Regions from separate parts of the Mus musculus genome. Here regions 1, 2, 3, 4, 5 and 6 are each linked to region 7. Evidence: chromatin loops called from intact Hi-C (ENCODE). Cell type or tissue: left cerebral cortex. All regions are shown on one strand. Region 1 overlaps Otud7a (OTU domain containing 7A). Region 2 overlaps Trpm1 (transient receptor potential cation channel, subfamily M, member 1). Region 3 overlaps Otud7a (OTU domain containing 7A). Region 4 holds the start of Chrna7 (cholinergic receptor, nicotinic, alpha polypeptide 7). Region 5 overlaps Otud7a (OTU domain containing 7A). Region 6 overlaps Otud7a (OTU domain containing 7A). Region 7 has its middle 110 kb from the start of Chrna7.

Region 1 (4,000 bases), 350 kb before region 7:
AATACATTTCTTACGTTTGAAACTATATTCTTCTCTCATATAATACATCCTAACTACAGTTGTCCCTCCCTCCACTGCTCTAAGCTCCTCCCCACCTCACCTCTCCCACAGAGCAACTCCCCCTATGTTGCCTCATCAGAAAAGAGCAGGCTTCCAAAAGATGATAACCAAAGGAGAACAACAACAACAACAAAAAAAAATCAAAGACACCCCCACTCCCTCTGTTAGGAGTCCCACAGAAACCCCAAACTAAACAACCACAATATATAGCAGAAGACTTAGCAGCCACCTTTGTATTCAATAAAAATAATGAACTAGGGTCAGTTGAGCTGTGGCAATCAGTGGAGCTCACATCCCTTGTCATTAACTCGCTAAGCAAAGGTCAATTCCTTCTGCCCGTGGCAGCCAATCCCAGGAGTCCAGGCTGGCAGTGGTTCTGCTCCACACCGTCATCTAGGAATCCATGCATGCGTACACACGGTTATTGTGTGCCATCTTCAAAATGTACCAGCCCACTTGGCCAGGAAGGAAAGAACCCAAGGGCATAGTTTCTCCTGTAGGTCACTGAGATCTTCCCTCTGTGGTGTCTGCCCATTCAGGCTGCCAAGGCTGGGCTGGAATGTTTGTGCTTTTCTCCCTACCATTCCACTGACACATGATGTTCAAAGATCCTGAGAAATGAGTACTAGGGGCTTGTGCAGGGAGAAGAAGGGTGGCTCTTGGTAAACAGCCCGTTGTTTACATCTAAACTCCCAGAAGATGTGGACTTGATCAGAATGTCACCAACCTAAGAAATGACTTGAATGTAGGATACTCAGTACCAATTCCTGTGTGTGTGCACATATCGAATGCGTGTATACAACACATGTATGTACATATGCACACATACATTGATACACTGTATGTGTATTCTGTACATGAAAACTGAGATGAGAGATACCAGAATTTCCTTGGAATTCTCTCTAAAGCCCACGGCGACGAGTGACCTTCATTTTCTCATCTTATTCTTCAACAAACTCACACTGATGTTAAGAAAATCCACAGGGCTTAAGTTCATGTGTCTGGTAGACACGATTTGTTTGTCTGGATAACAGTTGGCTCCTTTTCATTATTTATGTTTTCTTGCTATGTGGCCCAGGCAGGCCTTAAACTGCAATCCTTCTGCCTCAGCCTCCCAGGCACTGGGATTACTGGTTCTGTGCGACCATGCCCAGTTTGACTTTAACTTTAATGAGTATGTTTACAGCTCTAAATGAAAATAAACTGTGGGTTTGATCATTTTATATTGCTTATTAAATAATTTTGATATAAAAAGTTTCAATTTGGTTATATATCTTAAAGAAATAAAAGGAAAGGAGGTTAAAATTATATAGATTGTAGATGCTAACTCTCTGTTGACACAGTTCCACAATTTAAATTGCTTTATTATTTTTTTCTTTCTTTTTTTCAATTTTTATTAGATATTTTCTTCATTTACATTTCAAATACTATCCAGAAAGTCCCCTATACCCTCCCCCACCCTGCTTCCCTACCCACCCACTCCCACTTCTTGGCCCTGGCATTCCCCTGTACTGGGGCATATAAAGTTTGCAAGACCAAGAGGCCTCTTTCCCAATGATGGCTGAGCAGGCCATCTTTTAAATTGCTTTATTATTATATGAATGTATATGTGCTTATGTACTTACATATTGAGAAGTATACCTAAGATCCCCACCTAAGCTTATAAACATAGCATGATTTTCAATTCTTCTCTACATTTAGAGCACAATTAGTCTCAGTGACTGTGCAATTGCAGGGAGAAACACTTTCATAGAAGCCTAAGAAACAGCTAAACGGAACAGCCAAAAGCTACAGGCAAGGACGTAAACAAGAGTATTCTGCTTGGTGGCCCCGGGTCACTTAGCAGTACAGGAAGACACTCCTGGGTGTTGATGACATAAAAATGAATGAAGACTACTGGGTGCTTTGTAATCAGTTAATAATGGGCTGAGCATGCAGGGGACAGCTGTGGTGACCAATGATGGCTGAGAGGTGTGTGTGAAGGGACAAGGAGTCTGCATAGGGGTTACACACCTATCATTTGTGAGTAATGGAATGGAATCTTCTCAAAAGAGAAAGAGAAAGGTGGTGAAGAGCACAGCATATACAAGGGACCAATGATTTGCAAAGCTTCATCAGGGAATTGCACAGAAGTGACAGCACGGGAGAGACTGGGGCTGCGCAGGGAAATAAAGACATGACCACAAGGTGGCAGTAGAACACACAGCTCTCCTGGAGATGCTCAGTCAAGCATTCTCTGGAAAGATGCCCACAGTAGGAGTGGGTGCAAGCACAGCAGGGGCCTGAGGGAGAGGGAGGCTGCTGCTCAGAAGGGAGGAGGCACAAGTCTCCCAGAAGAGACAGACTGCAAAAGGATCCCAGGGGCTGTGACAGCTCATTTGCCATGTAGACCTGACTCTGCCACCAGGTGCCAGACAAAGCCTCAACTGTGACTCTGGGTACATCTCTGACTCTGGGTGAAGATATCGCTTGACAAGATGAGCATAGGAATCTGTAGGCTGGGAGAAGTCTTCCAAGGGTGGTTGGGCCGCATCCAATTGTCACCTGAGTGGAACAGAAATGCTTACCAGGGATATAGCTCTGCTGGCAGGGGAGAGCCTGCTGTCACCATTAATCCTCCTGTCCTACAGCCTCCTTACTGCAAATCATGGGCCCCTTCAGTTCCCACAACTGCATGTGCTAATACCTTGATTCCCTGTGATAGGTACATCACATTCCCTCCTCTCTCCTCCTTTCTCTACGTACATATATGTCAATGTACAGGAACTATGTAGACACAGACACACAAGCAGAGGCAGAGAGTTTGGAGTCAAACCAACACAAAGCTGATAAGTGTTTTATCAGTTCCTGGGGAGAGGTTAGCAGGCTAGGTAAAAGGCTCTACATAAGTTCTCAACCTGTGGGTTAGGACAGGGGTTGCACATCAAATATCTTTTTTCTACCCTCTGTGCTTTTTTCTTTTTTTTGATTTTTTTATTGGATATTTTCTTTATTTACATTTCAAATGTTATCCCCTTTCTCAGTTCCCCCCTCCCAGAAACATCCTATCACATCCTCCCTCCTCCTGCTTTTATGAGGCTGTTCCTCCACCCATCCACCCACTCCTGCCTCCCCATCCTTGATTCACCTACACTGGGGCATCTCGAGTCTTCATAGGACCAAGGACCTATCCTCCCATTGATGCATGACAAGGCCATCCTCTGCTACATATGCAGCTGGAGCCATGGGACTTTCCATGTGGACTCCTTGGTTGGTGGCTTAGTCTCTGGGAGCTCTAGGGTGTCTGGTTGGTTGATATTGTTGTTCCTCCTATGGGGTTGGGACCCACTTCAGTCCTTTCTCTAACTCCTCTATTGGGAACCCTGTGCTCAGTCCAATGAGCTGTGAGCATCCACCTCTGTATTTGTAAGGCTCTGGCAGGGACTCTCAGGAGACAGCTATATCAGGCTCCTGTCAGCATGCACTTCTTGGCATCCACAATAGTGTCTGGGTTTGGTAACTGTATATGGGCTGAATCCCCAGGTGGGACAGATTCTGGATAGCCTTTCCTTCAGTCTCTGCTCAACACTTTATCTCCATATTTGCTCCTGTGAGTATTTTGTTCTCCTTCTAAGAAGGACCAAAGCACCCACACTTTACTCTTTCTTCTTCTTGAGCTTCATGTGGTCTGTGAATTGTATCTTGGATATTCTGAATTTTGGGGTTAATATCCACTCATCAGTGAGTGCATACCATTTGTGTTTTGTGACTGGGTTACCTCACTCAGGCTAGGTAAAAGGCTCTAGATAAGTTCTCAATATGTGGGTTAGGACAGGGGTTGTACATCAAATATCTTTTTTTTTTAAAGTTGACTTTTTCTCTCATATATTACATCCTAACCACAGTTCTTCCTCCCTCCTCTCCTCTCAGTCCCTCCTTCCCAGTGCCTCTCCTTCCTCCC
Region 2 (4,000 bases), 830 kb before region 7:
GATCTGAGATATGTCTTCGGCTGCAGCTGCTACAGAGGGTGGTGGGATACAGAGGGCAGGCCAGTTTGGCTCGGCCCCTGTGTGCAGCTTCTGGGCTGAGGAGGCAAGAGAGCTGCTGGTAAAAGCCAGCGCTGTAGAATTCTTTCTCTGAGATTAGAGGCAGGCAGGGCACTCCTTGCTGCACCTGGGCTTCTTCGAGAAGGATGAAACCAATTCTCAATTGTGAAAGCACCGCTTTGATTTCAAAATCATAAGAAAGGCTGACAGACAGGTGAGCCGTGTAAAAAAAGGAAGGAGGCTGTTTTAGGGTTTCATTGCTGTGAAGGGACTACATGACCAACGCAAGTCTTACCAATAATGTTTGACTGGGGCCAGCTTACAGTTACGGAGGTTCAGTCCATTATCATCACGGTAGGAGGCATGGCAGCGTTCAGGCAGACATAGTGCTGGAGGAGCCAAAAGATCTTCATCTCGATTTGAAGGCAGCCAGGAAGAGACTCGAATTCCACACTGGGTGGAGCTTAGGACTGAGACCCCAAAGCCCACCTTCACAGTGACACAGCCCCTCCAACAAGGCCACACCTCCTAGCAGTAGTGCCAATCCCTGTGGGCCAAGCAGTCAAACACATGAATCTATGGGGGCCAAATCTGTTCAAACCACCACAGAGGCCAAGAAAAGGAAAAATGATTGCATCTAGCACATGAAGAAAGAAAGATTACAGACAGAGCTAACCACCTCTATCCTAAAAGGACATGTCATTTTTAGAATTTCCTTGTGTGTTTTGGAGATTTTATGAGAAGCTTATTGTTTTGATAACATATGTTCCAGAATTTATCTGTGTTGATATTTTAAGTACTGTATAGTAGTCCATTGTTCAGAGCTGCAGGGATCCCAGCACACCCTTGCCAGTGAGCTCCAGGGCACTCTTATTTGCAGCAACGTGGAATGCTGAGATAAGCATTTTTGTGTATGTCCTTCAGGACCTGTGCTGGAATTTTCTAAGGGGATCTAAGGTACAGTTTACCAGGCTGTGCTACCATTTAATATGTTCAAGACCTCCATTTTCAATTCCAAATTTTATCTGTATCGTTTAGCAAATTAAAATGTAGACAGGGTTTTCATGTTCCACATGGCCACCTGGCAGCTTTTCCTACAGCTGCGGAAGGCTGGGCCTCCTGCATAGAGGTAGCTGCCCTTCAGTCACTGATTCAATTCCCTTGGCTGGATATTGGGATTTTTTGGGGTGGGGGTGGTGTTAAGGCCAAGTGAGGAGCTGCCTAACAGGAAAAGCTGACCAGCCAGGCCAAAGGCCAAAAGTGTCTTTGACAACAGAGGGCCAGGCAGGATCACCCTTGGAAGAGCACCAAGTTCCTAAGGACAAAGGAATCTCAAGTGTTTACAAAAACAAAGGAACATGCATACTTTGGGAACTTGTTTCTCACTATCCCCTTACAGATTAAGTGGCTCACCCCTGTAATCTAAGCCTGAGGGGGAAGGGGGGACTGAGGCAGGGGGATTGCTGTAAGTTCAAGACCAGCCTGGGCTACAGAGTAACACTCCTACACAGTGTAACAGAAACAGATGGAAGAACCATCCTTCCTTCTCCCTTCGGTGATCTCATTCTTGGCCTGAGGAGTGTCATGATCATGCCCGGGGCTACACTGAGCCTTTAACTAGGTCTGGTTCTGGCAAGGAGGGCTTGGAGACTCGGGATTTGGGGGAGAGGTGCCAGGGACCGGATCTGGCAGTGAGGACTTGGAGAATTAGGATTTGGGGGAGGGGGGGTCATAAATTGCCATGGGATGAGTTCACCTTGGAAGGGGAGGGACACCCTCTTAAATTTGAAGTAGAATCAAATGTGTAGTCCTGGAGGATGGGGGGAGGAGGGAGTAAAAGGAAGAGAGAGAGAGAGAAAGAGAGAGAGAGTGAAAGAGAGAGAGAGAGAGAGAGAGTGAAAGAGAGAGAGAGACAGCGGGACAGAGAGGGAAGAGGAGGAGGGGGAACAGAAAGGAGAGAGAAGTGCTAGTTTTCAATGCTGACCACACTCAGTGTGTTCCTCCCATCTGCTGAGTTCCCCACACCCAGACTCTGCTACTTCACTAGGGTAAGCACCCGGCAGAGGGCAACAGAGACATGGAATTCCAGAACAGCACAGCCTGCTTCCTTTCCGGAGCTTATCAGTTAGCAGTGGGAGCGGCTGTGTTCTGGGAAGGAGGGTCATGCGCAGTGGCACAGCTAGAGGCATGTGAATGTCGCGTTCCTGCCAAGTGTGGCGGTAGATTTGTGAATACTAATTTACAGGACACCCGTGGGCGTGCGGGCTCTACAGAAAGACTGCTAACTCTCACACACCTGGGAGAACAGAGCTGTACCTTCTACCACCCACAAGGAGCCCCTGGGGATGGATCTTCTTGAAACTTGTAAAAAGCCTTTAAAAATAAACCATTTCCTATTGACTTTGTGTGTGTTTTCAGGTTCCTAGGACATCAGACGCTAGGAAACAACTGGATGGATAAATGCCTAGCTGTTTCTGTGCTATGAGATCAACCGCCTGGTCAGCTCCTAAGATGACCCAGTGTCCTGCCTGAGGGAATACCTTCCCTGAGGCACTCACCTGGATCGCGCTGCTGTCCTGGCTTCTGTCCCCAACACTGACCAGGGCACTGGCTGGAATGTCAGAAAGAGCTACTGCAGTGGTGCACCCTTCTGTTCACACCCTCTCCTTCCTGCCTCCTTCACCCTCTGTAGGGGCAGTGTCTTGGAAGGAGCCTCTACCTCCTCCTTGGGCTCTACCTGAGGGCAGCTGAGTAAGATGACCTATCAGGCCACCTACTGTGGGAAGAGAGTGTATACTTGTTGAATGAGCATTCACGTCATGAGCATGACCATGTCAAGAACACCAGTGCCTCAGATTCATAGGATGGCAAGGCCTTTCCCTGGTGCAAGGATGGATGTTGAAGAATGGGTGACATTTAGCTAAAAAACAGTAGTGAGTAGTGCAAACTGTACAGAGCTTTTTCATCCCAGATTACTTCATGGTCAAATCCCCTGAGGCCGTTTCTCTATAGAGACCATCTACCAAGATTAGCTGACCAGCCTCCTTGTCCATACTATATATAATAAACACACATTAGCTGGCTAGTCTCCTTGTTCATACCGTATATAATAAACACACACTAGCTGACCTGCCTCCTCATTTACTTTGTATGTAACAAACACACTGAGTAACCAAGCACATAGTGTGTCTCCATCCGAGGGCATAGCCCACAAGATCCTAACTTTACAGTTAACTTGTGTCTGATTTTCTTAATCAGGTCTCCAGTTGTATGGGCCATGGTAACCTGGGTCCAAAGGACCCATTCTTGCAGCCCAGGGTACTGAAGGCCACCTACTCCTAGGCTAGTTTTTTGTTGCCTTAGACAGACCAGGTGCAGAAGACAAGTGACCCTAACACAGTAAGTGGCCTTTAACAGAATGGGACGTCCACTCAGCCTGCTCAGAGGCCACAGAAACCTATACCAAACGCAGGGCTCACTCAGGGCCACCCTCACGTCTTCTAGAAGCAGCAGTATACCTCTAAGTCCCCTCAGTAATTCTATAAATCTGGAACAGAGCAAAGCAAGGACAAGCAAGCCACATAAGAACCCTTTCACAGTGCCCCGTGTGGAGACAAGGGATGTCATGGCTCAGAGCCGTGAGGATACTGGCCACGGCTACCAGTACAACATCCTGAAAGTGAGAGAATGAAGACATCAGACATGGGACATAGAGGCATGAAATGTGGAGTCACCCCCTAAGAAAGGAGTTTGATGCAGTAGAAAGTATATATACATAACACACACACACACATACACCTGGAAGACGAGAGCCCACTGGAGCAGCAATCAAACAGAGTAGAGACCCATGTCCCTTGACCTTGCTATCCATCTGCCCTTGGGCCTCAAACAAAGCTCACTCACCTTCTGGGACCCTGATGTGGAGCTCTTGATTGAACCACGC
Region 3 (4,000 bases), 420 kb before region 7:
TGGAAACACAGACAGTTCTTTTTCCTCCGCTATACCTGCTTCTCAGGCTGCTCCATAACCAGGAAATGCCAAGCTGGGAGCTCAGCCTAGTGGAGGTAAGATGCTAGCACAAATCCTTGAGGAAGGGCAGGATACATGGGCCTGCTCTGCTAGGTCATCAGCACTCGACAGTGGCCTATCATCACCTTTGTCCATGCTAGTTTGTCTCTGGGTACCCCCACATCACATCTGACTGCCAAGGCCAGTTCTAATCACTCTTTCTTTAACTACTGCCCTTGCCATTGGACTAATAGTACAATGTACTGAATTCTTATCACATGTCTTCCTTGAATCAATGGCCTGCTGGGGTTCCTTTCCCTTAAAAAAGAGAGAGAAGTTTATGAGGGATGCTGAGATCTGGTGCTTGGTGTGTGTTCATGAAACTGATTCTTGTTCCTGCATCACAAGATATAGGACCTCTGGCTAATGTGGGGAGCAGGGGACAGAGGGCCTTCCCCCAGCTTTCCACAGCTCAGCAGCTGCTGCCACAGGTTAGGGTTCAGGTGGCACAGGGGATGGACCAGTGAGGCAGGAACTCCTTTAGCTGAAAGCTTCTGCAGTCTCATTATAGCTGAGCATGGTTTAAAATATTACATAGAAAATTCCAGAAATAGTTTACAAGTTGAAATTGTACACTGTTCTGAGTTGTGTGAAGAAACTTCCCACCTCTCACGCAGGTAAACCACCCCTGTGTGCAGCGAGACTACACAGTAGATGTCGTCTTTAGCTGTCTGCTGTCAGTAGCCACCTGGGCTGTTAGCCTGACTGCTTGTGCATGCCTCCCCTTATCTAGGGTTCCAATGTAGAAAGCAGCAATGATGGAATTGAGACCAGCAAGGAAAAGCTAGGAAGTACTTCCTTGAGGCAGAAAGGGGAATCTTTTCAACATTAAAAAGAAAGAAAATCATGTGTGCTACTACAGTCCAGAGCCACAGCAAATCTATGTGTGAAGGAAGGGAGATATCTGCTAATTTTGCTGTGGTCCAGAAGCTGCCAAAGTCCAATCCACAGGAGTGGTGAGTGCTTACAGTGGGGAAGGTCACACACAGGGACAATGTATTCAGGCTTTGGGCCATTCAGAATGTCATCTAGCCATGGGCATCTCTGCAGTGTTTCCCTTGGGTGATGGCAGAGCATCTACTGGTAAAGGCTTATCCTCTGTAGAGACTGCATCCTCTCCAGGGCTCTAACCTGGCCTCTGGGCACACAGTGGCCTTGGAGGATCCAGAGAGCTACTTATCTGCATCGTGTTCTAGGGCCAGAACCCAGCCTATGGAAAAAGTTTGTCCCCTAAAGGTGAAACACTCCCATTCTGCCTTTAGAGGGATACAGTGACAAAGACAGCTTTACAGTCACCACAAAGGCATCTGGAGGGACTGGAGACCATGAACTTGATGGAGGCTGACTTCAGGGACTCTTGCTGACAAGGGGGCCCAGACCTGGCCCAAGCCACATCCTGATGGAGGCTTCTTTTGCCTTGCAAGGGCTACAGGACGAAGGACGGCAGGCACCCTTTGTGTGCATATGGTTTCAGTAACTTGAAAGCTGAAGCAGGGGGATTACTTGAGTCCAGGGGTTTGGAGGTGATTCTGAACAACAGAGGACATCCTTATCTCAGACCATACCAAAACAGAAGCAGAACAAAACCCTAGAAAAGCCGGCAGGTACCACTAGACACAGAGAGACGGGGAAAAGCACTGTTCCTCCCAGACTTTAATGATGGAGAGTCTCTCTTGGTGATCAGTGGCAATGAGTGAGTGATAAGCAGTCTGTTACCCTGGCTGCCGGGACCCATTTGTGGCATGCGAGCTGGGGTTTGATTTGGCTTCTGGGGAGGAGGCAAAGGCTCTTTCAACTGTCTGGCTTCAGATTCCATCCCATAGATCTTTTGATTCTCTGACTGACCATCAGGCAGGAACAGATGTGGAAGGGCACACAATAAGGGCTGGAGGAGGTAGGGCCCTGGACTTGTGTCTGTGCCCCCACCTTGCCAGCTGTCCAGAGGAAGGGGCAGGATGTAGAGGCTCTGATCTACTCAGTGTAAAGGGTCAGGATGGACACCCTGAGCTTCCTGCTAGTGGAATCCCTGAACCAACCACTTGGAGTTTCTTAGAGCCACATCCAAGGGTAAGAACACATGCCATCTCCTTGACCTTCAGTCTCCTTGTGGGGAAATCTCAGTCTGTACTGAAAATAAGAGTGGCAGTAACAAAACCTTGTCCTTCCCTCTCAGACACTCACACATCCTTCATAGCTAACAAGACCAAGCCCTCTTTGCCAGCAGTGACAGTACTGAATATAAATATGACCCACTGTGTTTTATTGATAACTGCAAGTGTGCACTGTGCAGCAGGTGGCGCTGGTTCACTCAGCGCATGAGTGCTGAAATGGCTGTCTATAATGATCTAAAGGTAGTGTTGTCGTTTTTGGTTCAAAAGCTGACTACAGCAGGAGTGGGCATGAACAGCGCTAGTAAATTAAAGTCAGAGGCCAGCTGGTTACACACATTTTGCTACCCCATGGCAGGGCAGTCATAGGAAAATGTCAGGGAATGAGTTTGGCTGTGTTCCAATAAAACTATTTGCAAACTAAGTGCTGGGCCACAGCTTGTACAAATTCTGAAGGGAATTTGTTTCCATCTAAGGTGGATTGCATCTATATAAAAACCCATACAGAGCATTAGCGATAATTAGCTTTAGAGTTAAAAATCCCTCTAAGGACACAGACAGCATGCATTTGAAAAGGCTAGAGGTGGACTATTAACACGCAGCTCTGAGAGCGTGATTCGGGGTTTGAGCTGCTGTTTCAGAGTTTGAGCTGCTGGTCCGGCAGTTTGCAAGATGCCCAAGGCTAAGGGAAAGACTCAGAGGCAAAAAGTCAGTTACAATGTCAACCGAAAGTGTCTAAACTGGAATGCGTGGAATGCTCGTTGGAGGGCAGTACCGTGGACCACACCAAATCTGTGCGGCAAAACCTGGCAGAGATGGGGTTGGTCATAGACCCCCAACAGGGCGGATTCCCTCTGTAAGAGGAAGGTAAAGTCCATGGAAGTAGACGCAGAGGAGGGACCCAATCTTGTATGGAAGCCCTACGTGGTAAATGACCTGAAGGCAGAAGCCAGCCTCCCAGAGAAGAAAGGAAATACTTTGTCTCGGGACCTCATCGACTATGTTCAGTACGTGGTGGAGAATCACGGGGAAGACTATAAGGCCATGGCCGGGGAAGAGGAGAATTACTATCAAGACACCCCCGAAACAGATTCAGAATAAGATCAATGTCTATAAGCGCTTTTACCCAACAGAATGGCAAGCCTTCATCAATTCTTTGCAGAGTAAGAAGATGGAGGTAGACTACATGGTGCACACCCCCGGACCTAGGACTATCGGACCAAAGAAACCAAACCCAGGCTGTAAGGCAAGGGATGTAGAGTTTCAGAAGATGCTGGCTAAGTCCTATGGAATCAGGTTTTTACATGCACACTGTCTCTGTCTCTCCCCCTGCCCCTCCTTCCTTCTAGAGAAGGAACTGTCTTTTTGGTTTTTTTGAGAGAGAGAGAGCATCTCTCTAATAGCCTTAGCTGTCCTAGACCTCTCTCTGTAAACCAGGTTGACCTTGAACTCACAGAGATCCACCTGCCTCTGTTTCCCAAGTGCTGGGATTAAAGGCTTTGCGCCACCACCACCTGGGGGAGAAGGAACTCTTTCAAGGCCATGGTTGTGTTTCGTTGGGAGCTTACAGAAAGCCAGGGCCTGCTGTTCTGTGTTCAGAGGGGATGCTCTATTTCAGTGTTTTCTGTACATGATAAAGGAGTATTTTACCTGTGTAACATGATTAGGTGTTTTTGTTTTGTTTTAGATTGGGCTTCTCTGTGTAGCCCTAAGTGGGATTAAAGGTACACTTGTGGGGGGAAAAAAAAACAGAAAGAAAGAGAAAAGAAAAAAAAAAAAAAAGGAAAGGCTAG
Region 4 (4,000 bases), 110 kb after region 7:
AGTTGCCTTTATAAACTTGGATACATTGTGTTTCCTTTTACCTTTTCTTTATGCTGAGGATGGGATTAAGCAGTGAGCCTACACATATGAGTAAACTCTATACTCTCAGATTATTTTACACTGCACAGATGAAAGTAACTGGGTCTCATTGAGAGCACTAGGTGCTTTCAGTCTTCTCAGAACTGAGGAACTGAGTTAATGGGTTGTTTGCAGAGCCTCCAGGTGTCTGCCCAAGCATAGGTCATAAACAGGTATTGACCAATTGTCCCACCCAAAGACGATTATTTCCTTGGTTGCTGATCTTACAGGGCATAGCTTTAGTGGTATGTTTGGGGGCCCCTAAATGTGACTCCCCAACTCAGTAAGGATGTAATCATGGTTTCTGTAATGTGATCCCAGTTGGCCACACTCAGGAGAAGTTGGTTTTCCTGGCTTATCCCTCTGTAGTGCTAGCGAGGGCTCTTAGGCACTTTCAGACTGAGAATAGAAGAGAGAGCCCTTCCATCCCACCACCAGTGCAGATGGTTTTCTGCTTCTAGCCGATGCTGTGTGCTTCCCCTTCTCTGATGTTTTTTTTTTTTTTCCTTCTCTCCTATCTTCCTGGCAGTGAATGCTTTACAGCTCATTCCTTCACCAAGTGCCTGCTTTGTGATGTTCCTGCTGTTGGACATAGGATGAGGAGTACCCAGGTGCCAGATATACACCCAACTGTTTGCCACATGCCTCTGCCTGCTGTCCCCTTCCCATGTGGAATACTGGGTCTCCTTTGACGGGAGCCCTGGTCAGTTGTCTGTCTTTTGTTTTTTTGTTTTTGCTTTTTTTTTTAAATGAACTTTCTCCCAAAACAGTTTTCCCCCCTTTGCTCTTAACCTGAAGCTGTGAAACCTTATACCAACTCTTTATACTTCTATTAGTAATCAACATGGGAATCCTTCAAGATACTCATTTCCAGGGTATTGCATGCCACTGCTCCTGCAAACCAAGCAGCTGGAGTCACTATCCCCTTCCCACCACTTCCAGTTTAGTCACTTTTTTTTTTTTTTGATAAGCCTGTCCCTCTTTTTTAGTGTTGTACTTTCTAACCCATTGGAGCAACAGTCTGATGACACAGGTGTTATGGAGTCTGTGGGAAGAGAGGATGGATTCCGCTAACGGAAACCAGAGTAGTCATCAAGGTGTGCTTTCTGTACTTCCGGGGACAAATGGGGTAGCCTAACTCACTTCTGACTGCTCTCATTAGTACCATCCTCCCAATATGGCAGCAAGGAAGATACCTCTAGACCAGGGTCTCTGTGGCTGATCTCCCTCAGTCCTTACTTGTTCATTTACTGTTCTTTGAATCAAAGAGGCCGACAGAATCAAGTTTTGGCTTGTCTTTTCAGAAAGGGATTGGAGTTAATGTTCCAATTTTCTGAATCTGTTTTAAAAGAAAGTGAGACTAGGTCAGGCTTTCTGCTGATAAAGTATGTTATGCCTCAGGAAGGAGCTAATCGCTGGAAACACCAGGTCTTGCAGGGAAAACATAGGCTTACTCCTGCGTGGTCTACCTTGTCTGGCTGGAGAAACTTCTGAGTTTGCGATGCAGATTCTGGTACCAGAGAGAGTCCTGGAGGACTGGGTCTGAAAACTGTTACTGGTGTGAGTACAGAGCACAGTTGGTAGCAGGAGCAAGTAGCTCGGGGTCAGAGGCCATCAACTAGCTGAGCAGGGATGCAGTTCCCGGGGCGGCCACGGAGCTGCGCGGCTCAGAGAGCGCTCGCGAGGCGGGGGCGCGCTGTCACGTGTGGGGGTGCGCGGCGGCGGCGGGCGCGCGCAGCGCTTTAAAGGCGCGGAGGCGGCTGGAGCGGCAGCTCGGCCCCGGCGGACGGCGGGACACGGCGGCTGCTCCGGCGACATGTGCGGCCGGCGGGGAGGCATCTGGCTGGCTCTGGCCGCGGCGCTGCTGCACGGTAACCTCAGCGCGGCTTCGGCCCTACTCCCCGCGGCGGGCTCCGGGGAGCAGACTCCGGCGGGCAGGCGGGCGGGCGGGTGGTCCCGGGTTGCGGCTGGGCGGCGGGGCTGAGATGCTCTGGGGCGGGGTGGCGGCCCCGTGCTGAGGCCCGCTGGGCGCTCTGCTTCCTAAGTGTCCCTGCAAGGCGAGTTCCAGAGGAGGCTGTACAAGGAGCTGGTCAAGAACTACAACCCGCTGGAGAGGCCGGTGGCCAACGACTCGCAGCCGCTCACCGTGTACTTCTCCCTGAGCCTCCTGCAGATCATGGATGTGGTGAGTCTGGCGGGGCGCTCGGGCCACACACCCTCCTGTCCCGGACCAGGTTGCGCTTCGGGCAGGACCCCCAGCCACCTGTGCATGGGTACTTGGGTCGCATCTTTCTTTTAGCTAGAAACTCCCGGCCAAAGTGTCCTAAGCTGGGAGTCAGTAGCAGGAACAGGCTTCCTTGGTCACTTTCAGACTCCCTTAGAAAGAAAACTAGTGCAGCTCTGCGCCCGGAGCCCGGAATAGTTTAGATACTTACAAGCTTTTCTTCCTCTTTAGTGACTGCGTAGTGCCTTGGTGGGGGCCTGGCTTTTCGGCTGCCAATCTGTTTGGGGAGAAGGCCAACTGTAGGTGTCTAGAAGCGTTCCCATTAGGGGGATGGTCATTGGTTTTATTTTGTGGAGACGACAGTTGTGGGCGATCCTTTTTGGAGAATTCCAGGCAGCTAGTAGCAGTCCTCTGGACCCCTTGCAGCAAGCCACACCCCTGCAGTATCTGTGACAGCTTGGTTTTTTTCTTCTGCCAGCTGGGCTACTTTTTACGATTTTTTATAGGTGGAGTCTTCCAAATGATGCCAATACTTAGAAAGTGTTCCAGTGTCTGTTCTCTAGGTGGGTAAGGCTGGAGCAAAGGGATTTTTGTGTTCATCAGGAGAAACTACTGTGAGCAAAGAGGTACCAAAAGAACTTTGGTAAAGTGGCATGGCAGGTGGTACTTCCCACTCCTGCCCTCACTCCTAGGCTGTTCCTTTTAATCTAGTTAGTTCTCATGATGAATGGCTTCTCACTTCATACTATACCCGTTAAATCTGCATCTCTTCCCATGACAGAATCCTACTTTATTAAGTGTGCACTGCACAGTGTGTGTGTGTGTGTGTGTGTGTGTGTGTGTGTGTGTGTGTGTGTGATTTATCATGAGAGATGTAGAAGACAGCTGCTGCCTCGTGGACGATTGTTTTCTAAGTTTACAGAGCACAGACTACAGGGAAGGAAGAAGAAGAAGAAATCTTGTTGGTTTGGAGTCTGAGTGACAGACAGTGAGGAGGAGATTCTGCCATGGAGCAGAACATAGTTCAGAGAGAAGTGGAGGAGGGAGGCAGTGAGGGGGAGGAGGTGCAAAGGCTCCTGGGCATTTGGGTAGGGTAGACCTACAGGACAGTTCAGTTAAGTGGTGGAGACATTGTCCTTATTGCTTCTGGTTGACTTTGGGAAGTATCATAAACATCTTGAGGTTTGGCTTCCCTGCTAACAGAATGGTGGACACCTACATACTTCACTGGGCACCATGATCCATGAGGAGCAAGGAAAAAAAAGAGATAATGTCAAGATTCCTCAAAGTCAACTACATCATTATAGTTATTTTCCTGCAAAAAGTATACAAGGAAGGGTAAAGTAGCTAAGCTAACATGTTCCATAAAAACCACAAAGTAAGATGACTTCTCTGTCCCTACTTGCCCAGGGTCTACTTTGGCAAGCTGGCCTTATTGTATGCTTCATAGCAGCCTCTGGCTGGGTAGTAAGCTTTATGGTATAGGGGCTAGTCAGCTGTAGAGCTTGTGCAAAGAAATAGAGCAGGCCTGGCAAGCTTATTGAAAAGGAAAAGCCTCTTTAGAATTCAGGTTAATATGTCAATAAGGCTTGCTGACCTGTAGAAGTTAAGTTGTAAGCTAGGATTAATGATGTGGAAAAACTTAGTTATGTTATACAACTATTTAAAAAAATTAAAGACAACAAACTATAAAACTTT
Region 5 (4,000 bases), 340 kb before region 7:
TCCCTTTGGTAGGGAAGCCTGACTTGTGTCACTAGTTGAGGAGTATCCTTGCTCTCATCTCTAGCCCAGGACATACCCCAACAACTCCACCCACTTCTGTGGCTCACGTAAGGATCCAAGTTCCACACTTGCCTTTCAGGTAAAAAAAAAAAAAATCCCATATTCATATAGGTAACTGCCAGTACCCATGTGCTCAGCTTTCTGAAGACTGACTCTGAGAATCCTCTAACTCTATAGAAAATCTGCTCCTGAGCTTACAAATCTCATTTAGCTCAAACATAGCTGGGTCTACTTCTGAAATCCTACTTTAATATCAACACAGTATTGTCCAAAAACTGAACCCTAAGCCTCATGTAGCAACCTGACAAGATGGGATAATAGTCAATAGAATATCAAACATTCACTCAACAAAAGAGAGAGAAAATGTCTCTACTAAGAAACAACACTAACTACCTATGTCTAAGTCCCGTTGCAAAAATATAAATATGAATAACTAAAAGAAGTCTCCAACAAAAATTTAAGTCACATAAAAATGTGACTTGAGGAGACTGGCTTAGATAACATACAAGAGGATGATTTCAAAATAGCAATAATCAAAGAACTCAAAGAGGACATGAAGAAATACCAGAAAGAAGTACTGCATTCTTATTTTTTAAATATTTATTTTATTTTATGTATGTGAGTGCTCTATCTACACATACACCCACATGCTAGAAAGAGGGTATCAGATCTCATTATAGATGGTTGTGAGCCACCATGTGGTTGCTGGGAATTAAACTCAGGACCTCTGGAAGAAGAGCCAGTGCTCTTAACTGCAGAGCCATCTCTCCAGCCCCATTGCATTCTGAATTTTACAGACTGCAAAAGCACAGACAGTTTAATGAAATAATGAAAATAATTCAAGATGTAAAACCAGAATTTAATAAAGAAATAGAATCTCTGAAAAAAGCCAGAATCAAAACTTGAAATAATGAAAAAGATAGAAATTCAAATAAAAAATCTAGAGAAAAACCGTAACAATAAATTGGATGAAATTGCACAGAGCATATCATATTTTTAAGACAAGGTAGGGGAACTGAATCAATCTGTCAAGAAAATGTCAACTCCTAAACAAATGTCAAATCCAGGAACAAAACATGAAGGAAACTCTGGGACACTATGAGAAGACCAATCCTTTTAATAGTAAGTATAGAGGGAGAAAAAACCCAAGTCAAAGCCACAGTAAATATTCTCAACAAGACCAATGAAGAAAAGCACCTTGGGGCACCATGAATGGTAGTCAGTAGGGATAATGCTGCTAGCTAAGCAACGGTTTGGTTTCTTCATGTTCCACTAAATATAAATAAGATGTGTCTCCAGCAATGGGGGTCTTACCGTCAGGTTAAGGAGAATAACCAGAACCATATTGCATTGGCAATAGCTTATGATTCTTGGGGTGGGGGCTGTTCATGGGATTCCTCTCACTGATGACTGAGTAAGCTGTAAACCAGTATTTGCACAGAGGTTTTAGTTGATGGCATAAGATATCTATTTTGGACATTGCTTCCCCCGTTATATGGTGACTTCATTTGCATGCAATTGGAGGAGAAAAGTAATCAGCAATGCCACCCAGGTACAAATGCTGAGACCTGAAACAGTGACCTGATTACGATACAAACTAATACAATAGTGGCACCGATGTTATGGAAGTAACCAGCCACTTTAAAAAAAATGGACTCAATGCCCATCCCACCAGGTGGAACCCATACCTGACACTGCCAAAATGGCCAAGAACCTCAGATTTGATAGATCATGGGACACATAGGAAAACATAATACTATTATTCTGCTAAAGGAACATAGCAGTAAAATGACTCCTAATGGCATACTGCTATAACCATAGATCATTGAATCACTCAATCCTCGTCAGAGACACTTCTCACAATAGATGGGAATTAACAGAGGCCCACAACTAGACAATGTGCAGTGAGAGACTTTGGAACACCCAGCCATAAGTCATATCCCTTTATAAAACTCTTGCTCAAGCTCAGGGATCTATGGGGAAGAGGAGGCAGAAAGACTGTAAGAGCCAGAGGTGGTGGATGGCTCCAAGAAAAGAGCATCTTCTAGATGCAATGGCAATGGCGTGCATATGAATTCAGAGACTCTGATAGCATACAAGACCTGCACAGGTCCAATCCTGACAAAATATCACAACTGAGAGGTTGAAGGGCTTATAAAACCCTACCACTAACCAAAAAGGTATTTAATCATTAATGAAACCTCCTGGGAAAGGGAAAGTTGTTTTCTTATTAATCATATCACTGGGCAGGCCTCATGCTCAGGAGTAATTGGCTAACATGAATTGAGCACCATTTTTAAATTTTTATAATATTTTTGTGTGTGTGTGTGGTTGGTATTTTTGTCTTTTTGCATTTTAAAAAATGTTTTTCAGAGGTGGGGCACGAAGAAGTTGGTGAGTGGGAGGTATGGGAGGTGGAGGGAGGATCTGGGAGGAATTGGGGAAGTGGAAAGAAATTGATCACAACATACTGTCTAAAATTTTTGATTAACATAATAAATTATAAAAACATAGAAGAAAAGCTCCCTAGAGGCCCACCTGCTACCATGTCATATGGCATGGACAGGGGAAGACATCCAGAGGCCCACCAGCTGTGTGGCCTGCCTGTGTCAGAAGCCACAATCATGTGCAACCATGTGTGTGAGAGAGAAGCGGAACAGTTTGAGCTGTTATGAAAAGAGGTAGGACCAGAGACTCGAGGGTGGAGAGAAGTAGCCCAGTTGTGAGTAACCTGCCCTGCCACTTGAGCCACGTCTGTGTCCATGGCCATGCAGCAGCAGGGGTTTGTAGCTCATCTTAACCAGTAAAGACCATGCGGCTGCCCCTGGTCTGGGCTGCCTCCTGGGACCATGTTGATGTCAAAGGGCTGTGCAGAGCCAGGTCTGCCCCTCACTGGTTGAAGCATTTTGGTGAGCTGGCTGTACCCCTCACTGGCTGCTGCACTCGGGAGAGTGGGCCCTGGTGGGGGGGAGCATGGGTGAATCAGTCCTAAGAGCATGAACCCCTCCACTCATCTGCTGTGAGGTGGTGAGGGCGAGAGTGGGTGAGCTGGCCCTGCTCCTTACTGGTTACAACACTCAGGAGAGTGGGTCCTGCACCTCACCTGGGCAGCACAGTAGAGCTAGCCCTGGTGGCGGGGCTATAGGAAAGCTAGTGGGCTGACCAACTCAGCTACCACCAAGGCCAGTTCTAGGACTTTGAGTTGGCCCAGCCCAATATCTGAACTGCTGGAGCTTGCGAAAGGGCAGCCCTGCAGATCCAAAGTTGCAAGATCTCCATGACACAAGGAAACAATAGGATATCTGAGAGGAATCCTCATTCTGTGTTGATGGTATAGCAGAATCCAGAGGCCCCAAACCAGACCAATGACTCATTGCAATGAACATATGCAGGTAAAGGTATGTGAACAAAAGGGTGTACTGTGGGACACACTGTGATACAACAAGGTTTCAAAAAGATGTTTTGTTTATTTTTGGTTTTTATTTTCTTTTGTGGAGGATGTTGTAAGGGTGGAGACAGATGTGGAAGGGCAAGGATTGGGCTGCATGATACGAAATTCACAAAAAAAATCAGTAAAAAGTTAAAAAACAAAAACAGAACAAAAAAATCCCTTCCCATAATCTAAGAAAAGAAATGATTATGAAGATCCAAGAGACGTACAGAACACCAAACAGACAGGATCAGAAAAGAAACTACCCATGTCATATAATAATCAAAATACTAAATATACAAAACAAAGACTAATAAAAGCAACAAGAAAGAAAGAGCAACTCATGTACAATGGCAGGGCCATCAGTATCACAGCGGACTTCAACAGAGAGCATGAAAGCCAGAAAGGACCAGACCAGCATTTAACAAGTTATAAAAGACTACAGATGCCAGCCCAGCAAAACCGTTAGTCATAATTGAAGAAGAAAGGAAAAATTTTCATGATAAAACA
Region 6 (4,000 bases), 270 kb before region 7:
ACCAATTTCATGTTCTTTTTTTTAAATATGAGTTTTCAACCCTGTATACAAAGGGATGGGTTTCTTTATGTCATTTACATCATCTTACATCATACATTGCTCTTATTCACTCCTCCCCACTGCTTGCCCTCGCGCCCCCTTTTGCTGCCCCCTATAACCCCTATGCTCTATGCCACCTGTATTTCATTGCACATTGCTCCTTCTTATGCTCTCCTCTTTAGCTATCTTCCCTCTATCTCACAGTTTCTTTTTTTACTTACCCACAGAGACACACAACACAGACACACAACACAGACACCATTACAACTGTGTACATAAGAGAAAACATGCAGCATTTTTCTGAGTCTGGCTTACTTTGCACAGATGCTGTGACTTTTCTTACTCAGAACTGCCATGTGAAACTTGTACCCTGTGACACATGTCCCCCCCTTGCACTTCTTTAAGCATTTGTTATCAAGATCGGTGGACATTATGGCTTCCATAAAAACTGCAGTCTGTTTTCGTATTAGCTTCTGAAGTACTGATATCTGATCTTTCAGTGTCCCCATCTGTTGCAATTTGGCATGGGTACTCCTCCAGGGTTTTAGCACTGACCTTTTAAAACCTTCTTAGCAAGAAATAATGTAGCAATACGGGAGTAGTGGAGATAGAGCATGAATGTCAGCACTTTCTAAATTCCAGTGGCTCCATTAATTCCCCAAGGCCATCTGACAGAGAGAGGGGTCATGGGCCCTAGGCTGACATGCTAGATGGTAGCAGAGCTGCTGAGAGATGGACTCTAGTGGAAGGTTATAAGATCACAGGGGTATCACCCTCAAAGGAGACTAATTAGCTCTCGTGAGAATCTTGGTTAGTTCCCAGGAGATCAATTATAATTAGCCCAGCCCCAAATGCTCTTGCTTCCTGTCTCACCTTGTGACTGCTCTCTCTTTTACACATTCCTGAGTCCATGCCTTGTCATAGCCAGAAGGTCCTCATCAGAGTCAAGCTGGTGATGGTTCCATGCTCTTGAGACTTTTGTAGCTATAAACTAAAAAATAAGCCTCTTCTCTTAATATATTTCCCAGCCTTCAGCATTATGTCACAGGAACAGAGAATCTTCTACCATGTTTGACCACAGGCTGGATTTCTTAGTATAGGAATAGTTTACGCAACAGACAATTAAACAGAACAATAGCCAGTGGACAGTAGGAGAAAGGGGGCTAGGGGTGGCTGATAAAGGTGTGAGAAATGCACTGCCTGGCAAGCAGTGCAGATCAAACAGGATACTTCAGCTTTTTATTCTCACGAGATCAGCACCGTTTGAGAGCATGGTCACCATCTGGTGGGAATGAGTAGCACATGGCATGAGTGAGGCTTAGTGCCCGTGGGTACTGAGTATACTGAATATTAAGTTGCATCTGCCCTTTGAATCACACTTTTTGAATTTATTCTCCAGAAGTTAAGAGTTCCAACAAAGAAACATTATTTATACAAAGGCTTCCCACCTATCATATATGGTAGTTAACGCTTGCATATTCTTACCAGGATCGTGCAGTGCCTTTCTGAAACAGACGTAACATGCTAACACATTCCAACAGTACATCTTCCTCCTCGATCATGCATCCTTTGCAGCTCTCTCCTTTAAGAATCACTTACATTCATTATCAAACAGGGAGCTGATAAGATCTGGGTCTCAGTTCTGAGCTGACCTTTTAGTGTGCTTAGTAAGAATATAGGCTAGCAATCCAGGCTGACTGGAGAGAGAGAGAAAGTAAGTTTGCAGCCTTAATCGTTCCAATGGCTCCGTTATGTTCTCAGGGCCCTTCATGGGGATCTGCAGCATAGACAAGGTCAGAGATGCTTGTGTCTACCAAGGACAGGGTAGGCATGGTGGTGAGAAAACCAGCTGCTTTAGGAGACACTGGCAGAGGATGGAAACAGTGACACATGGATGCCTGTAAGATGTTCCCAGTGCTGAGAAATGTCCGAGGATAAGGGAAAACCCATGGGCAGGAGAGTGAAAAGGCCTCTCCGGGACTATGGCAGAGACTGGTAAGAGTTTAAGCCCATGTAGGAGAATCAGGGATAGGGTATAAACACAAACTGAGAACAAGGGAAAAAGAAAGGAGAGGAAAGGAGTCCACCAGGAAAAATGAGAGGAAGCAGGACAGAAAAGAGGAAAGTAGGGAAGAGAAGGACAAAGAAAAGAGGCAGAAAAAAGAAAGGAAGAGAGAAAGAGAATGAGCGGGGGAAGAGGAAGGAGGAGAAACAGAGGACACAGAGAACACATCCTAAGATGTGCCAAAACCACCGAGGACCTGAAAGTCCCCACATGTTCCTGCAGAGGGCTCACTAAGCCAGGCTTTCCAGCTCCACTGCTCAGGTCAAGGGCATTCTATAGTCAGGGACCATAGGATAAAGGCCCAAGGACTGGAGGACCAGAATTGGGGCTCAGAAAGCAGAGAGCTAGTGAACAAACTTGGATACCAAGCCCTAAGTGTACTAGAGAAGAGGGTAGCAATTCTGAGAGGTACAGACATCCACAGAGGTACCAGCAGTATCTGGGCTGTGGACAGATTCAGCCAGGCAGGCCTGGGGTACTTGGCATAGGGAAAGGTACAGGGGCAGCTATAAGATTCCATGACACACATCATATTTACTGAAGAGTCCTCTCTGATCCCAAGATCTCTGTAGTGAATTCTGTAGCCAGAATACCAAAGGGGATTGGTATCCCTGAAGAATAGAGCACATTGTCCAAGTGGAGTCTGCAGCCAGAGTGCTAGAAGCACTGACTATGGCTGACCATGAAGCTGCTTTCTCCATGTGGGTGCAGGCCAGGTGAGGTGGAGCACAAGAAGTCTCAGGATACACTTTTGTTTTATATATCTTCCTGTGTGGCATCTACATGCATCCTGCCACCCATAAAACATTATGAAGCTCCCTAAAAAAAGTAGGGTTTTGTGAGTATGCACACATAATCATGTGTTTATAGATGTGTAGATGCATATTATAAACACATGTGTCTGGAAATAGCAAAGAAAAGAAGCTGTAGTGGAACATATGGCCTAAGTTCTTTGGTGAGACAAAATGAAATAAGATAAAGCTCTCCAAATAGCCATGTAAGTATAAATGTAAGAAAATGTACAGAAGTCCAGTGTGCCTTGGGAGACAGAACTGAGCCTAGAAAAGACTAGAAATGGAGCCATTTGTTATCACGAGCAAACTCTGACTTTGTAATAAAAATAAAGAAGAAAAATGTTGCTAGTCTATAACCTCTCAATGACAGGATTCCAGAGAACTGTGATTTTCACCTTTGTCCTTTTATGTATTTTCCAACTTTCCATAATAATTATCTTCCATTTTTGAAAGAGTTATATGTTATTATAAGAAATTATAGACATTAAATAAACTCAGTGGCATTCAGCATTAAAATTCATTTGTTATTCATCCTACAAAAGGTATTTTTCTAGTTGAGTCATGGTTGATCCAGCTGAATGGACAAGTACCCAAGACCATAGTTTTGTATATAACTCAAGAATTTTTCCTAAAATACCAGCACCTGTCACTGAACCACTAGTCCCTAAATTCTAATCAGTGACATAGCCATGGAGTACAGGCCTGGGAAATTCTTAGGAGCCACATTAGAGCCATGCAGAATATTTCTTTCTATTGTATCACACCCTTGATAGACCCTCATCACTACACAGGACAAGAATGAGTCCTCAGGGACAGGGACACCGAGGGCATGGTCAACACCCGAGGACAGGTACACAGGAAGGGCTTGCCTGGACTGTAGCTTGGTTCCAAATGTTCCAAGAAGGGAAAACTGTAGAAATTCATAGGGATGCCTCTCTAGACAGAGAAGAAAGAAAGAGACAACAATACAAGAAGAAGAAGAAGAAGTTTCTGTGGTCCCTGTCAAGTATGGGTGAAACACTCAGACAGAAAGAAAATCCAGCAGGAAGAAGCTCTAGAGCTGACATAGTAGTCACTGAGAACCCTGTGGATAGAATGGGTG
Region 7 (4,000 bases):
AAACCCCAAAGCAAAACTACAAAAGAGCACAAAACACTCTGCTACATAGGCTAACATAATGCACAATAATAAAGCTTAAGCCACAGCTTTAAAACAGCAAAATTATGAATAGACAATGAACTGAATGACAGACCACACATAAAAGTTATTTTGATGGCCATTTCTGCTTCCATAAAGGTGATGGGTACTTTTCTCAGTTCCCCACACCTGGTGCAGATAAAACACCTTGAACATTTTGCAGAAATAAAATATGAAAAGTGTGGAAGCCAGGGAGATGGCAGGCTGGCTATGGAACTTGTGTCCTGAGGGAGGAGCTGGTGACAGTTCCTGGGGTTTTCCTTTCACTTTGCACCCTACTCTGAGTGCCAGGAAGCCAGCACCCCAAAAACATTAACAAGACAGCACACACAGGAGGCCAGTTTTCTGCAATCAGAAGAGCAGTTTATGCAAGAGAATACTTTCAGGCAAACTGCACTGTTGTGGTTATTATTATTTTGGGGGTTTGCCCTCACTTCAGGTAATTTAGTTACCAAATCAAAGACACAGATCTTTAGATTTATAATAAGCTGTAGAGCATTAGAGCTGGGTAGGTATCTATGCTATTTTCTGTTTCCCTGGCAAAATCTCTGAGATAATATTTGCCGTGTTCCTTTTAGGTTGCTCCTGCTCCATCAGGTCAGCACTCATGGCCATGTGCTTAAGATCCATGCTACCCCACGGTGACCTCTTCCTTCATTCTCCTTGTGGTCCCTGCCTGACCTCAAGTTCTGGGAATGTTTGCTCAAGCTCCTCTCTTCTGTCCATTTGGTGTATATGAGGATCTCCTCATCAGGGGTAACCAGATTGGGGGGGGGGGCAGTATTTAGTATTCAAATACAAAGCAGCACCTGACCAACCCCCTACACTGCACAAATACCTACATCCCAAATTCTACCTGTGAATGCCAAAGACAACCAGTTAGGAGGCTTCCAGCCTTGCCAAACTGTAACATGACAACGTAGCCGATTTTCACACATGTGGGTAGCAGAGAACGCCTCGCCTCGTGGAAGGAATCTTTACGCACGATCAGTGCTAATTAAACTCTATCTATTGTCAGCTAGTGGAGGCCTCATGAGGATCGGTAATGAGGCATCTTGCTTTTCCCTCTCTCTAACATGATGGTGTTAGAAGATGCCGTGTGAGACTAGCCCATCTCGTGGGGTGTCAGCAGGGAACAGTGGGAATCCAGCCTCATCTCCCACCTAACACTACTGAGGCTCAGCCCCCTCCATCCAGTGCTACAAAAGGCTGGCTAAAAGGAAAAACGAAAAAGATTCGGTTTGGTAAATGTAATAGCCCAAATGTCTACATTTTAATTCAAAATCACTTATCAAACCAAAAATGAGGAAAACTTCAGTCTGAATGTAAAAACAGTCAAGTAGGCACTTGTCTTCTTTGTGCTGCTATAATAAAGTACCTCAAACATTAATTTATAAGCAAGAGTATATTTTCTCAGTTTTGGAGCAGAGAAGTTCAAGGTCATGGCTCTTTAGTTGAGAATCTGAGAGGAGTTTCCCCCCCTCCCCTGGTTCTCTCTCACTGCATCCTCACACAGCACAGGGGGCTAACACTGTATCAGTGCAGGTGAAAAGCATAGAAGCCAGGACATCTCTGGATCTCTCCAGCCCTTTTGTAAGGCACTGATCCAATCCCAGGGGCCTTAATCACCCACACAGACCCCACTTGTGAATACTGCTGCAATGCCAACAAAATTAGCAGGAGTTTTGGACAGACACAAACAGCAGACCACAGCAATGTCAAAACAAAAATGACTTTGATGTTGAGACTCCCTCTGTGGTTGGGTCACACCATGCTCACCACCCTGGACAGCCACCCAGGGCGGCCTGGCAAGCCTGGAACGCTCACGCAGCTGAGGCTGAGAATGGAGAACTACGGATTCCTCTAGTGCAACAGAGCAGGGGCTGCTGGGTGACCTCGCTCATGGCTCCCTGCACTTAGGCACATTTAGCAAGCTCTAGTACAGTTTCCTTGTAGGCAGCTTGGGCCTAAGGGGAAACTCAACACCCACACCTGCATAGGGACTGGCTTGTTGTTGTGTTTTCTACCGGGAGAGATGTATGTAAGTCATTGAGAGCTGCCAAAGACACTGTCTGACGCTGGAGCTATGATTTTCATTTGGGCTAAATCCTAGAAATGTTATCTATGGTGCCATCAATTGGATAGCTTACTCTTTGGCGTCACCTAGTGGCTGAAGGCTTAAGATACAAGTCCAAAGCATAAAGTGTTTTGAACTTCTAGAGGAGGGTTGTGAGCCTAATGATTTTTCTCTGGGCTCGCTTTGCAGCTGCTTTACCAAGCACTCACAGACTTTGCTACCAGATATCCAAAAATGGCACAAACTCATAGAAATAACCAGCAAACCGCTAGCCAAATCTCATTGGCCTTTGCCCTTTGGCCTAGGAATTCAGGGAGCTGTAGCAAAGCCAAGGCATAAAGGATCTCAAACAGTGCTATGATTTGTTGTAAAAAAAAATGACTCGAAGATTCCCCTCAACTGATGAGAGGTCTGATTGTGTGGTTTAGACCTACAGGAGAAACCAATAACCTTGAGCCTCCGAGGCAACAGTTCTCTCTTCATGGGGGTCTGGGACTGAGGGACCATTGGCATGGCTAGCTGTTGGGCACAAGAGACATGAGCATTGTCAGGGATTTTCTACTCTTACTTGGCTGCCCAACATCAAGTTTGTGTGCTGTAGTGTCTGGTTTGTACTCCTGCGGAGTACCCAGCATGTCCCTTGCTGCTGTGTGCCCACATGCTTGTGTATGGCCTTGGGTGCTTGTCTTGTGACCTATGTCATGGTGCTTGCTATTTTGTTCAGTATCCTGTGTCCAGTCGGTGGTCCTCGCATGTGCCTCTGTCTGTGTCTGCATTTAAGGCTTACCATTATGTTCCCAACTGCTTCTCATCTCTGTGTGTATTGTCATCCAAACCCCAGTTTCCTTTATCATATGCCAAACGCATCTGCAGATGTTGGTTCTGATACTGTCCCTGTTGCCCTGTGCCTAATGTAGGTATCCCTCAAGGGGTGCCAAGTGTAAGTTACTTGGAGTTGCATGCCCAGAGTGCATGGTGTGTGCACGCCTGGCAGTGCCTGCCTCAGCTTGATAAGACATGTTGTTTGCTTGATAACTGTCATAGTTTGTGCTCTGTTGCCACAGTAAACATCGTTGCCAAAAACAACTTGGACGGGAAAGGGTTTATTTCATCTTACACCTTGATCCATTATCAAGAGGAGTCAAAGTTTGGGATTCAAGACAGAAGCCTGAATGCGGGAACTGAAACAGAGACCAGGGAGAAATGCTTACTGGCTTGCTCCCCCTATTTTGACTAGCTACCCTTTTTAAAGAGCCTAATCCCACTTGCTCAATGTGTGCACCCTGTGTGTGCAACCTGTGTGTGTGTGTATGCATGTGTGTGTGTGTGTGTGTGTGCATGTCCTGTGCCCTAAGCTGTATACCTTGTGATATTCTCAGTCTGTTTTCTGAGAAGTTTAGCCTCTGTCTGTGTGCCAGTCTAGAATACCTTCAGTTCTAACTGGGAAGCACTCAGGGTCATATCTGGCCTTTGGCCAATCCTCTCCCTCCCTTTTCCCCCCAGTGATCTCAGAATCCTGGGGACATGTGTCTGGCCTCAGTTTTTCATGTTTGACTTTTTCAAACATGCACCTTCTTCACTCCTTATACAGCCCATTAACTGAAATTGGGGCATGCGGGGATGGTACTGAGGTCTGTCTTCACGGCTCTATTCTTAGGACCACCCTTTGACCATGTTGCCAGCGCAGGCCTTGTCTCCAGGGCCTTTGGGGCTGGCAGACCTTGGCAGAGAAGGCTTTCCTCCGTCCTGCCATGCTCTTCCCTATGGAGACTCAGTTTTTCCTCACAGCTCTCACACTGCCCTATGACATCCCCCTTCTTCCAGCTTGAGGATAAATTCCACCTC

What was found. Hi-C counts contacts between places; a loop is a spot of excess contacts. Peaks named below come from ENCODE experiments on the same cell type or tissue, not always from the same donor. Only the 100,000 strongest peaks of a DNase experiment are listed, where the experiment ranks them.
Region 1: a loop joins it to region 7, with 10 times the contacts of the local background. A loop is called at or near these places in 17 of 42 quality-filtered maps.
Region 2: a loop joins it to region 7, with 5 times the contacts of the local background. A loop is called at or near these places in 2 of 42 quality-filtered maps.
Region 3: a loop joins it to region 7, with 6 times the contacts of the local background. A loop is called at or near these places in 7 of 42 quality-filtered maps.
Region 4: it touches region 7 in a loop (2.8-fold over the local background); 5 of 42 quality-filtered maps call a loop at or near these places.
Region 5: a loop joins it to region 7, with 4 times the contacts of the local background. A loop is called at or near these places in 2 of 42 quality-filtered maps.
Region 6: it touches region 7 in a loop (2.7-fold over the local background); 8 of 42 quality-filtered maps call a loop at or near these places.

What each region holds. Positions count from the first base shown.
Region 1 is chr7:63,670,453-63,674,452 of GRCm38, reverse strand. The region is part of intron 4 of Otud7a (OTU domain containing 7A); the gene reads right to left. Among named protein-coding and RNA genes, the nearest start is that of Gm39023, 180 kb to the left of the region's middle. In left cerebral cortex, a CTCF peak has its summit at 2,246 (motif pointing right); a DNase peak (open chromatin) is centred at 2,315; H3K27ac peaks cover 210 bases.
Region 2 is chr7:64,154,067-64,158,066 of GRCm38, reverse strand. Trpm1 (transient receptor potential cation channel, subfamily M, member 1) reads right to left here. Exons shown (of 27, transcript NM_001039104.2): 1 at 3,961-4,000. Among named protein-coding and RNA genes, the nearest start is that of Trpm1, 2.2 kb to the right of the region's middle. In left cerebral cortex, a CTCF peak has its summit at 2,116 (motif pointing right); a DNase peak (open chromatin) is centred at 2,225; H3K4me3 peaks cover 444 bases; H3K27ac peaks cover 2,913 bases.
Region 3 is chr7:63,736,369-63,740,368 of GRCm38, reverse strand. The region is part of intron 11 of Otud7a (OTU domain containing 7A); the gene reads right to left. It also overlaps the pseudogene Gm18804. Among named protein-coding and RNA genes, the nearest start is that of Gm39023, 110 kb to the left of the region's middle. In left cerebral cortex, a CTCF peak has its summit at 2,383 (motif pointing right); a DNase peak (open chromatin) is centred at 2,393.
Region 4 is chr7:63,210,371-63,214,370 of GRCm38, reverse strand. Chrna7 (cholinergic receptor, nicotinic, alpha polypeptide 7) reads left to right here and starts at 1,845. Exons shown (of 10, transcript NM_007390.3): 1 at 1,845-1,949; 2 at 2,124-2,263. The coding sequence starts at 1,895. In left cerebral cortex, a CTCF peak has its summit at 1,719; DNase peaks (open chromatin) are centred at 1,777, 2,287 and 2,440; H3K4me3 peaks cover 1,427 bases; H3K27ac peaks cover 463 bases.
Region 5 is chr7:63,655,795-63,659,794 of GRCm38, reverse strand. All of the region lies in intron 4 of Otud7a (OTU domain containing 7A), which reads right to left. Among named protein-coding and RNA genes, the nearest start is that of Gm39023, 190 kb to the left of the region's middle. In left cerebral cortex, no CTCF peak of the experiment used is centred here; no DNase peak of the experiment used is centred here.
Region 6 is chr7:63,588,825-63,592,824 of GRCm38, reverse strand. All of the region lies in intron 1 of Otud7a (OTU domain containing 7A), which reads right to left. Among named protein-coding and RNA genes, the nearest start is that of Otud7a, 150 kb to the right of the region's middle. In left cerebral cortex, a CTCF peak has its summit at 2,320; a DNase peak (open chromatin) is centred at 2,971; H3K27ac peaks cover 1,331 bases.
Region 7 is chr7:63,320,507-63,324,506 of GRCm38, reverse strand. No RefSeq gene overlaps it. Among named protein-coding and RNA genes, the nearest start is that of Chrna7, 110 kb to the right of the region's middle. In left cerebral cortex, a CTCF peak has its summit at 2,244 (motif pointing left); DNase peaks (open chromatin) are centred at 1,052 and 2,211; H3K27ac peaks cover 404 bases.